Linked DNA regions of Homo sapiens: regions 1 and 2 are each linked to region 3. A link is a contact called in ENCODE Hi-C or POLR2A ChIA-PET data. All regions are on one chromosome and are shown on one strand. The core of a region is the stretch at or near the end of the contact, and the rest is flanking DNA. Distances in the headings are between cores, read along the strand shown.

The links. A loop is a pair of places that touch in the nucleus more often than their neighbours do. ChIA-PET counts read pairs that join two places held with the same protein, here RNA polymerase II (POLR2A). Pooled maps may share reads with other maps.
Region 1: a loop to region 3 is called in a pooled map, with 13 times the contacts of the local background. The contact joins the promoter of HNRNPH1 here to the promoter of GRK6 in region 3. A Hi-C loop is called at or near these places in 1 of 37 single-sample maps with no recorded cell type and 9 of 50 pooled maps. POLR2A ChIA-PET finds 5 or more read pairs at or near these places in 1 of 52 experiments (T-cell).
Region 2: a pooled map shows a loop between it and region 3 (6-fold over the local background). The contact joins the promoter of RUFY1 here to the promoter of GRK6 in region 3. A Hi-C loop is called at or near these places in 8 of 50 pooled maps. POLR2A ChIA-PET finds 5 or more read pairs at or near these places in 3 of 52 experiments (A673, HCT116 and T-cell).

What each region holds. Positions count from the first base shown.
Region 1 is chr5:179,622,384-179,626,128 of GRCh38, forward strand. It overlaps HNRNPH1 (heterogeneous nuclear ribonucleoprotein H1), which reads right to left and starts at 1,288. Exons shown (of 14, transcript NM_001257293.2): 1 at 1,212-1,288; 2 at 654-781. The coding sequence starts at 750. The region is part of intron 4 of LOC128966623 (a long non-coding RNA gene); the gene reads left to right. RefSeq lists enhancers at 1,060-1,229, 1,285-1,579, 1,329-2,114, 2,115-2,899.
Region 2 is chr5:179,549,133-179,553,061 of GRCh38, forward strand. RUFY1 (RUN and FYVE domain containing 1) reads left to right here and starts at 1,422. Exons shown (of 18, transcript NM_025158.5): 1 at 1,422-1,747. The coding sequence starts at 1,438. All of the region lies in intron 4 of LOC128966623 (a long non-coding RNA gene), which reads left to right. It overlaps LOC105377762 (a long non-coding RNA gene), which reads right to left and starts at 1,372. Exons shown (of 4, transcript XR_941315.4): 1 at 812-1,372. RefSeq lists a silencer at 1,347-2,056.
Region 3 is chr5:177,425,219-177,429,294 of GRCh38, forward strand. GRK6 (G protein-coupled receptor kinase 6) reads left to right here and starts at 1,458. Exons shown (of 16, transcript NM_001004106.3): 1 at 1,458-1,679. The coding sequence starts at 1,628. RefSeq lists enhancers at 542-711, 1,132-1,671 and a silencer at 1,382-2,031.

The DNA of each region.
Region 1 (3,745 bases), core at 38-2,537, 2.2 Mb after region 3:
GAAATCCCACCTATGCCAATTTATCCTTTCGAAAAAAGACACCCGGGCCAGGCGCGGTGGCTCACGCCTGTAATCCCAGCATTTTGGGAAACCGAGGTGGGCGGATCACTTGAGGTCAGATGTTCGAGACCAGCCTGGCCAAAATAGTGAAACCCCGTCTCTACTAAAAATACAAAAATTAGCCGGGCGTGGCGGTGCGCGCCTCTAGTCCCAGACACTCGGGAGACTGAGGCAGGAGAATCGCTTGAACCCAGGAGGCGGAGGTTGCAGTGAGCCGAGAACGCGCCACTGCACTCCAGCTTGGGTGACAGAGACTCCAACTCAAAAGAAAAAGAAAAAAAGACACCCATAAAAGAAAAGCTGGTGTTCAAAGATAGGTAAAGAAAACAAAGTCTGCCAAACCTGCCGCACTCCCCCAAGGGCCAGGAGGACGGGCGGGGCTTTCGAAATTTCCATTGCGTAACAGCGGGCCGCCGGGCGCGAGCAGCACAGCGGTGAGTGTAGTCGCCCGCGCCTCGCCAGGGGGCGCCCCGGGTCCCACCCGGCCCGGCCCGGCCCGGCCCGCCCCGCCCCGCCCCGCCCCAGCCCGGCCGCCCGCCAGCCCGCCCGCCCCGGCCTCGAACTCGAACTCCCGCGTCCTAGTTCTAACTCACCAGAAAAAAACCTCTGCACTTCATCGGCCGAGCAAGACCAGGGCAAGCCCCGGACCTTCACCACGAATCCCTCTCCACCTTCCGTGCCCAACATCATCGTCTCTTACGCGGTCCGGCGTCGAAACAAACTGCAAAGCGGGGAGGACCAGAACTGAGAGCGCCAATTAAGCTGTCCTTCGCCTCCGAGGCGCGCCCGGGCCCGCACCGCCCCCCCACGGAGCAAAAACCGGGCGGATGCACCCACCCCGGCGACTCCAACACCTCCTCGTCCGGCGACCGGACCCCCAAAGCTGTCCTGAGCAACAGCTGTCGGCGCCCCGAACCGTGGGGGCCCGGGCCGAGAGCCAGCGTAGAGGAAAGGAAATGGCGGCGGCCGCTTCCGCTCCGCCTCCTCCGACTTCTCACACAATAGAGTCGGCGCGGCCTGCAGGCCTCAGCGGCGGTGCCGAGATTCAGCGAACCACTCGCGGCTCTCGACGGCAGCCTGCAGCTCGCCAAGGTCCCCGTGGCCCTCCCAGAGATATGGGGACAAACAATCCTCGCAAAAACGGTACCCACCGTGGTCGCTGAACTGCAAGCGAGGACCCACCGCGACTCACCTAGACACGCGACTTCTGCGTGGCTAAGACGAAATGGCCAGCGGGCGCCTGCGCAACCTAAATAAGGTCCCTTGTGCGAGTTCTGCGCACGCGCAGCCAGCTGCCCGCACCGCCCCGTTGCGTCACAAAGAGCTCTGGCGCATGCGTAATTTCAAGAGCCAGCCCACCTCCCGCCGGCGGATTATTACACGCTTGGGTTTTGGGCTCAGCACCCCCACCCATAAACCCGCCGGGCTTTTTGTTGCGCCTGCGCCTTCCCGCGAATATTGAACTTCGGAGTCCTAGCGGTTTATAATTATTTCATGCGCATGCGTCTTCCTTGAAACCGTTCTCTAGCCTTACCCGCCAGCGTGGGGGAGGGGAATGGCGGCCGCCTGTTCCCTATGGGACTGTATAGGAGTCCCGAGCTCTGGGTTGTGATGAGGTGGGCGTCTTTCTACCCCTTGCCCCCAGGCTCTTACCGGCGCGCTCCTGGCCGACCTGAAAGGAGGGGCGCGGCCTTCAGGCGTTCCCACTCCCCGCGCCGCCTGTCTTCCCTTTATCCCCAAACCGGCCGAAGCTGGTCAGCTGCAGATTGTCGAACGTCCTGGGAGCTGCGGGGCTGCGGACGTCCCGCGCCCGAAGCCACCCGTATGGTGCCTGGGGCACGTCCCAGCCCTGTGTGCCTCCACTTCCCCTTACCTGCCGTCGTCGGGCCTAGGGCCCCGGTCGGCGCGAGGTTTCCGTGCCTGTGGCTCGCGCCTGTACCCAGCTTTTGCCTAACGAATTCGCACCCTGTGTACCCCTTGACCCGCCTAACGGTCGGCAGGCCTTGACTGCCCTGGGGCCCTGGCACGAGGAGGGATCGCGAGCGCGGGCTCCACGGGTGCGCGCCGGCCTCTGCGCTCGGTAGGTTACCGCTGCATCTCCCAGAGCAGAATTGGTAAGAGTGCGTCCATTCACCAGGCGTAGACGCTGCATTCGAGGAGGCCCCCGGGTCACCCCATGTGCACACATGCTGCGAGATGACTAATGTTCGTGGTTTCTAGCAGCACTGCCCAAAACCTAAGATGCCGTAGCCTCCCAGGCCTCCCCATGTCTGATTTGGCTGCCTTCCTCACCCCAGCTTTAGTGGACACAGACAATACACAAATTAACAATAAGGTAGTGCTGGACCCTGCCGCAGAGCTACCTTAGCTAGTGCAAGCCTGAGTGCCACCCTGGGAAGATGCGGACAAAGCATGTTTCCAACCCCAGTGCCACAGAGTCCGAATCCAGTTTTGACAGGTTTGAGAAAAAGTAGAGAGGACATCAAAAGAAAGACAGGAGCCCAGAGCTAAGCAGGGCCTGATCTTCAAAGGCCACTTAGGCCTTGGCAAGGGTGTTATCTCCGAGAGAAGGCTTTGGCAGGTGATCAGCAGGGGAGCCGTAAACCCTGTGTAAAGGAAAACTCTTGCTGGATGTGAGGGGGATGCAGATGGAGCAGGCAGGGTGAATGACGGTACATACCAGGCCCTCTACTACAAACTGAACTAGAAGCACACACCTGTGGTACCATTTCAGAAGGCACTTTGGCTGAGGTAATCAAGAAGAGAGTCCGGCCAGGTGCGGTGGCTCACTCGTGTAATACCAGCATTTTGGGAGGCCGAGGCAGGCAGATCACTTGAGATCAGGAGTTTCAGACCAGCTTGGCCAACATGGTGAAACCCCATCTCTACTAAAGATACAAAAATTATCTATGCATGCACACGCCTGTAATCCCAGCTACTCTGGAGGCTGAGGCAGGAGAATCACCTGAACCCAGGAGGCAGAGGAAGCAGTGAGCTGAGATCACACCACTGCCCTCCAGCCTGGGCTACAAAGACTCCCTCTCAAAAAAAAAAAAAAAAAAAAATTAGCCAGGCATGGTGATGCATGCCTGTAATCCCAACCACTTGGCAAGACTGAGGCAGGAGAATCACTTAAACCCAGGAGGCAGCAGTTGCAGTCAGCTGAGATCACGCCATTGCACTCCAGCCTGGGCAATAAGAGCAAAACTCCGTCTCAAAAAAAAAAAAAAAAAGAATAGTAGTAAGGTAGAATACATTTCATACACTTATAGCCAATTCTCTTATATATAAATTGTCCAACTTATATTAAAACAAGGTTTTTAAATTTTTATTTTTTATTTGTTTGTTTGAGACACAGCCCGTCACCCAGGCTGGAGTGCAGTGGTGCAAACATGGCTCACCACAGCCTCTACCTTCTGGGCTCAAACAATCCTCCTGCCTCAGCCTCCTGAGTAGGTAGGACCACAGGCATGTGCCACCTTGCTCAGATTATTTATTTATTTATTTATTTATTTATTTATTTTTTGTAGCAATGGGGTCTCATTTTGTTGCCCAGGCTGGTCTTGAATTCTTGGGCTCAAGGAATCATTCCACCTCAGCCTCGCAGAGAAAGTGCTGGGATTACAGGTGTGAGCCACCATGGCTGGCAATGAAAGGTTTTTTTGTTTGGTTTTGTTTTTGAGAC
Region 2 (3,929 bases), core at 172-2,671, 2.1 Mb after region 3:
TCCGTACGAAAACAAACAAACAAAAAAGACTGGTAGTATGCCCTCAGTCATTACACAACTCAAACACCAACTCCACAAATTCCCAAAACACTCCTAGATGAAGTGGTATCCCTTCACTGAGAACTGGCCTTTCAGGGACCAGACATATCATGCAACCTAGTGAAGTGGGCTGGACCAAGACAGGTCCAGGGAGCAGCTGGGCGTCTAAAGGGGCAGCACAGTTTATTCCCAACAGTTTGTTGCCATCTGGGAATATGCCATGAGTTACCAAATATTCCAGTGATTCCAGAGAAAGCTAAAATCCAGATTCTTATGTGAAATCTTTTGATTTCTAAATATTGGCAACAAGTTTTAAGATTTGTAAACATTCTGGGAATCAAAACAGCTCTGCTGGTTTGGTGTGGCTCATGTTGCCTCACTTTGCAAAGTGTTAAGTGCTAGTAAATTTTAGTGTTTTTTCTGAGACAGGGTCTCACTTTGTCGCCCAGCCTGGAGTGCAGTGGCCATGATCTCCGCTCACTGTGGGATCGACCTCCCGGGCTCAAGCGATCCTCCCACTCTCAGCCCCCCAAGGAGCTAGGAGTAGAGCTGTCCCGCCACGACATCTGGCTGGTTTTTTGTTGTTGTTGTTGTTGTTGTTTTGGTATTTTAGTAGAGACGGGGTTTCGTCCTACTAAAGGCCCGCCTGGGCCTTCCGAAGTGCTGGGATTACAGGCGTGAGCCACCGCGCCCGGCCAAAATTTTCCTTTGTACTTACTCAAATTCCTTTCTTTTCCAAGTGAAGAAACAGACTGAGTGTATAGTGACTTACCCAGGCCACACAGTTGGATACCAGAGATAGTAGTCACAATCGCTAACATCTGCCATGTGGTCCTTACTGCAAATCTTATTTAATAATGAGGTCGGTTTTTGTTATCCCACTTAACTAATCAATAGGAGAAGCCACCTCTGATTTCCAGTCCACTATCGTGCACTCTTTCTTGCCAAGCCGTCATAGTCATTAGATTAAAAAAAAAAAAAAATTCCTGCTTTCCTGCCTCGCCTGTGCGTTTCCTTAGTCGCCCTTTCGGGGCTTGTTCTAATGAGTGCTACAGAAAAATGACGAAGTGGAAAATATAGACCATGAAATGAAAATTTAAAAGAGGAAATGGTGTCACAAAGACAACGACGGCCAGGGAACCCCGTGAAGCGCCGGGCAGGGTGCACAACTGTCCTCGGAGAAAGTTCAAGAGGAACTTCCCCGCGAACAGGTCCTGCCGGCGGCCGGGAATACGCACACTTTTTATGTTATGACTTGGACTTTCCCGAACCTTTCGAAACAGAGGGAAGGCGAGGCGGTGAAGAGGGAGAAAAATCTCCCCCACCTAAGGCAAAGGCGATGCCCGCCCGCCCCCACCCCGCGCCCGCCCGCCCGCTGGGTCACATGACACGGCCAAGATGGCCGACCGGGAAGGCGGCTGCGCTGCTGGGCGGGGGCGGGAGCTGGAGCCGGAGCTGGAGCCGGGGCCGGGGCCCGGGTCAGCGCTTGAGCCGGGAGAAGAGTTTGAGATCGTGGACCGAAGCCAGCTGCCCGGCCCAGGCGACCTGCGGAGCGCAACGAGGCCGCGGGCGGCCGAGGGCTGGTCGGCGCCCATCCTGACCCTGGCACGCAGGGCCACCGGGAACCTGTCGGCGAGCTGCGGGAGCGCGCTGCGCGCGGCCGCGGGGCTGGGCGGCGGGGACAGCGGGGACGGCACGGCGCGCGCAGGTAGGCTCGGGCCGGGTCTGTCCCGCGGCGGACTCGCGTGTCCCCGCTGGCCGCCGGCGCGGGCGCGGTGGGGGCCGGGCTGGGAGGGCACTGGCCGTTCCGGGAGGTTACGCGAGCTGTTGGCGGGCGGGCGGCGCCTGGCTGCGCCTGGGTCTTTACTCCGGCGGCCCAGCCGAGACCGCCCCCCGCAGCCCCGCGTGCCTGAGCGCGCTCCCGCACCCGCGCCTCTATGCTCTCCCACTAACTAGGTGAAGGACGTGTGCGCGTCCGGGCTTCGGAACTCTGTAGTAACTCCACACACGAAACGGAGCCAGCACTGTTCTGCTTTTCAGCCGTTCAGTGCGGGAGTGGAGCGCCGGCGGGTGTTGGGAGGGCGTGGGCCCTGCGCGCAGCGGACCAGCGGCGCCTCCGCTCACCTCTGCCTGTGAGATGGGGATTTTAAAGTCACCCGATGATCTCTTAAAGACCTTTTCAGCCCTTGTAATGAACAGAGTGCCAGCATATCAGTGATAGTAAGAGTTAAGTAACTTAGCCCTCTAACGCCAGACATCCAGAGCTGTGCTATCCAATACAACAGCACGCATATGTTTTTGTGTGTGTGTTTTTGTTTTTATTTATTTTTATTTTTTTGAGACCGGGTCTTGCTCTGTCGCCCAGGCTGGAGTGCAGTGGTGCGATCTCGGCTCACTGCACCCTCTGCCTCCCGGGTTCAAGCGATCCTCCCTCCCGCCTCAGCCTCCCGAGTAGCTGGGATTACAGGTGCCCACCACCACGCTCGGCTAAGTTCCCCGCCCCCACCCCCCTCCCATATTTTTAGTAGAAACGGGGTTTCACCATCTTGGCCAGGCTGGTCTTGAACTCCTGACCTTGTGATACACCTGCCTCGGCCTCGTAAAGTACTGGGACTACAGGCTTGAGCCACCGCGCCCGGCCGGATTCCTCAATTTCTAACTGAATCAATTGAAATTCAGTACTTTTAAATTGAATTAAAAATTGAGTTCCTCGGCCGGGAGCGGTGGCTCACGCCTGTAATCCCAGCACTTTGGGAGGCCGAAGCGGGTGGATCACGAGGTCAAGAGATCGAGACCATCCTGGCCAACATGGTGAAACCCCGTCTCTACTAAAAATACAAAAAATTAGCTGGGTGTGTTGGCATGCACCTGTAGTCCCAGCTACTCAGGAGGCTGAGGCAGGAGAATCGCTTGAACCTGGGAGGCAGAGGTTGCAGTGAGCCGAGATCGCGCCACTGCACTCCAGCCTGGGTGACAGAGCGAGACTCTGTCTCAAAAAAAAAAAAAAAAAAAAAAACTTGTTCCTCGATTACAGCGGCCACATTTTAAATGCTCAGTAGCCTGTGTGTGGCCAGTGGCTACTGTATGAGATAGCACATAATAGAACATTGCCAACTTCATAGAAAATGCTGGGACAGAGCTGAGGAAAGGTTGTGGTGCCTTCCAAGGAGCATCATAGCACACACTCGAGGCTTCCTGATTCCTCCCCATCCACTGGTACCTTTGCTGTAGATGCACTGACCCCAGGTAGTGAATTGTGAGATTTTCAGTGGTCAAGAATAATTACTGAGTAAAGTTGAAAGGCTGACTCGTTTTGAGATCCTGGCAGTGGAAAATAGCATTAGAGGATGATGAGAGCCTGGGCAGGCCGGGAATCTACTGCCCTCTAGCTTGACACCTTTTCCCGAGACTTTTCCACACATCAGTGGATGCTGAGTTGCATACTCATTGACAGTCAGTACTGAAAGTCAAGGCATGGCGTCTCCTGGAGGCCTCTTAGATATTTCGTGGCAGGAGTAAGCAAATAATAAAAGTTCTTCCCTGCTAGAATTTCTTTCCTTTAATGCAGAATCAAGGAAAAAATTAAAAAGATAAAATGAAATGTGTCAGTACCTGGCACAGAATAATAAGTGTTTGCTGAACAAATGCATATTTGAAAAATACCTGTGTTCCATCTATGGAAGTGATAGAAACAATAGCCAACACTTATATTGTCCTTCAAAGGTGCCAGGCATTAGTCTTAAACCTGTACAAGTATTCATTCATTCCTCACAACAACCCTATGTGATAGCAGGACTAGCTTCATGGGTGGACAGTCAATGCAGGCTTTGATCACTCTGGTGGAAAGGGCCAGGCACTCAGAAGTATCCCATGCTTGAAATTCTTAATTT
Region 3 (4,076 bases), core at 208-2,707:
ATATTTTTAAAATATAAATCATTCTTTCAAATGTTTCACATTTCACTTAGCAAAAACACTTCAGCCTCCTGGACGTGTTCACAGTCCTCCATGACCTAGCTAGTGCCTTTGCTCCTTCTGTCTCATCTCAGACCACTGGGCCCAGAAGCTGCGGACGCCTTCTCCTATTCCCTGAACACACCACTTAGTCTGGCTTAGAGCCTCTGCGTTTGCTGTTGCTTCTACTGGATCCGCTCAAATGTCACACCCTGAGAGTGTCACACACTCTCTTAACGTCCGAAGAGCAGTTGTCACTCTCTGAAACCATCTATTTGTTTATTTACAGAATAATTACCTTTATCTCACCCTGCCCTCACTTGCTCCCTCCACTTCTAGCAAGTAAGCAGGGAGCCTGGCTATCTTGCTGCCATCACTGTGTTCTCCAGCACCTGGCTTGGTGCCTGGCACAGAGGTGTTGCTCTGTATTTTCGGATGAATGAATGCATAGGAACTAGAGAAGCCTAGATGGATCCGGCTCTGCCTTACTCGCGGAGTTTGGGCAAGCCTGTTTCCTGCTGCGTGAAGTAGGGGGTGGAGGAAGCGGGGTGTTAAGCTACAAGGTGTTGATTAGCTGTAAGATTTCAGCCTTGTTTTCTCCGTAGTCTTCGGGCTGGAGCCAGCCACTTGACGTCCGGCGCCTCAGCTCCCCACCTGTATAATGGGTGTGAACTCATCCCGAGGTCTAGGGGTGGTAGCGCTGCCTTATAAGGCGGCAGAGGCCGAGGGAAGGCGAGGCCGAGTGGGTGGAGAGAAATCACAACATCCGGCTGCGGGGGCTGGGCGGGGCGCCTGCGGCGACCGGGCAAGAGGTCGGGGAACGGCTGCGAGGCCGCAGCCTCCTCCCTGTCTCTCCCTCTTTCGATGTGCGCCCTCCTGATTGGGGCCGACCCAAGGGAATACGGCCACACAAGTGGACCAAACAAACTCGCTGCCAGCCCGCAGGAGGCCCAGGATACGGAGCGCGTCCCCGACAAAACCCTAGAAAAGCCGTCTGCGAGCCAAAGGCCGCCGGGCCACACCTTCAGGCGACGACCCAATCAAAATGCAGTACTTGAGATGACGGACGTCTTCTTCACCCAATCACATATTCGGCCTCCTGGGCGTGCCCCAGAGTACCCACCTCCATTGTCCCGGCTGAGGGCTCGGCCCTAATTGGCAGTTTGGTATCCTACGAAAGCCTAGAAATTCGAACCTAGGGGCTGAACCCCGCCCTCAGACCAACCAGGAAGAGGTGACGTGATTGGTCCCGCCCCCGTACTTCTTTGAGCGAGTCCCCAGCTGGGGGGGCGGGGGAAAAAATGAAGAGGAAGACTAATGGGAAGACGGCGCGGGGAGCTTCTGCCCGGTGATTGGTCAAATGAGGTAAACAGAGGGCGGGGCAGGGCGGGCCAGCGCCGGGGTGGCCCCCGGGAGGGGGCGGAGAGTGCGCGGCTGGCTGCGGCGGCCGGGGAGGCCGGGGAGGCCGCGGCGCGGTCACTGCGAGCCGAGCCGAGCCGCGCCGAGCCGCGCCGATCGCCATCCGGCCTCGGCACTCGCGCGCGATCCCGGCCGGCGGCGCGGCCCGGCGGGCCAGGCGGCGCCACAGCCCATGGAGCTCGAGAACATCGTAGCGAACACGGTGCTACTCAAGGCCCGGGAAGGTGAGGCGGCCGGGTGGGCGGCCGGGCCCGGGTGCGTGGAGCGCGAGTGCGCTGCGTCTGAGCTCCGCAGGGCTACCCAGCCGTCGGATCCCCTAGGCCCGCGGGCCCTGCGCCTTACACCCCGCCCAGACACGAGCCTTTCCGGCCCGTCGTCTTCCTCCTCCGCACCTGCCCCCGGGATTCGGGGCCCAGGAAGGGGCGGGGGTCAGGCCGCCGCCCTCGCGGCGGGTGGGGGTGAAGGAGTGAAAGAAGGTGAGACGAAGAGGGAAGGGTGGGACCGGAGCCCCAGGAGAGCCTGTCTGAGAGGCAAGCCTCCTCCAGGGGAGAGGTGTAAAGATGCCCCACGTGCCAGGGGCCCAGACCCCAGCACCCTAGCCTAATCCCGCGCAAAGTTGGCGATAGGTAAAGCTGGAGAATGAATAAACGGACCCTCTGCGTAGCACAGCCCACCTGACTTGGGGAAACTCCTGGCCACAAATGCTACTTATAGGACTGCCACTTGCTCCGTGCCTCAGGACACTGAGGGCAGAGGTGAATGGATATTTGCCCTCAGGGAGCCCATGGTCTAGTGGGGCTAGCGGACACAGAAAGAAGTGGGAGCAGAGCATGCTGCTCTGTCAGTATTGTAAGCTCAGAGGTCTGGCTGGGGAAACCAGTCTGGTGGACCGAGTGTGTGTGTAGCTCCTCGTGGCTCCCACCCCAGATGTTATCAGGCACTTGCTCTGTGCAGGTCCTGGGAGACACAGAAGGACCAGATCGGGTCCTCACTGCCTTGTGGTCAGTCTGCCCCCACCTGCCACACTCCACCTCAGTAACATGATCACTGACCACCCACTCTGCCCCACCTTTTCCAGGGTGCTGGGGAAGCAGCAGTAAACAAGACCCATCTTTTTGGAACTCCAGGGCAAGGAGGGAGATTGTGACAGTTTTTCCACCCTTTGCTGGGCTTCCAGGCTTAAAAAGTCATCTGCTTCACCTTTCTACCATATTTTACATGTGGGAAGCTGAGGCTCAAACCAGGGATTAGCATCAGTCACACAGCAAGATTGTGATTGACTCGGGCCTAAGACACAGGATGACCGGCACAGTCTATAGGAAGCCCAGAGGAACTTTCAGCTGGGTGCTACACCTGGCACCCCGTGCCCACCAAGTGCTCTGGCGAGGTGCAGCCCAGAAATGGCATGGCAGGCTGGGTCCTCATTGCCTGGGGAGCCTGTCTTATCCCCTGTCCCTTATCGAGCCCATGGGCTAGGCCTTCCTCCCAGCCTCTGGGGGCATCTGCCGATTCTGTTCTGCCTCGTCATCCAACCAGCCAGGGAGGAGGGGTGGGGAGGGCCGAAACAGGCCTTCTTCCCTAGGGCTGTAGCCAGTTAAGGCCTCAGGCCTGCTGATGGCACTGCCTGGCCGGAGAGTGTGGGTACCTTTGGACAAGCTTTGTCAGGCCATGGGCAAGGCACAGGGTGGTATGGCCAGACTGGGGACTGGTACCTCCACTAGAGAACCCTTACGACAACCTGGCTCTGCCCCTCCCACCTGCATGGCTTTTTTTTGAGACAGAGTCTCACTGTGTCACCCAGGCTGGAGTGCAGGGCTCACTGCAACCTCCGCCTCCTGGGTTCAAGTGACTCTCCTCCCTCAGCCTCCCAAGTAGCTGGGACTACAGGTGCATGCCACCACACCCAGCTAATTTTTGTATTTATAGCACAGATGGGTTTCACCATGTTGGCCTGGCTGGTCTTGAACTCCTGACCTCAAGTGATCCGCCTGCCTCTGGCCTCCCTAATTGCTGGGATTATAGGCATGAGCCACCGCGCCTGGCCGACCTGCATGACTTTAAACATGTCTCTTCTTTCTCAACTTCAGTACCCCTTTTTGTGGAACGGTTGGGGGTGGGACATAAAGACTAAAGGAAACCCTGATTGTCACTGAGTCCTGAGCCCAGGCGCCTGGACGGGCTGCATCAGAACCACCTCATGAACTGGCTTTTCATGAGCTTGAGGCTGGGGCCCCTGACGGCTTCTCAAGTGATCTGAGGCCCCAGGTGGGGTTTGGGAACCCTTGGTGTGTGTATACAGTTGGCACCTAATAGATGCCAGCCATGTTTGGGGTGGGAAAGGAGCTTGGGTTGTGGCCATAGGGAGCTGGGTACGAATCCTGTACCCAGGATTGGTCTCTGGGCTTGGTCATCTTGGGTATACTCTGGGCTTGGTCATCTTGGGTGAATTGATTCCTCACTTCAGAATCTCAGTTTTCATATAAAATTGGGCCTGCTCTGGCAGAGTTGCTGTGAGGATGGAGTGGGACAACGCTGGGGCTTGAGACCTCCCTCAGTACCCCTTCTCTTCCCAGGCACTCAGAGGCATGGGGAGGGGGCCCAGGGACACTGAAAGGGGACAG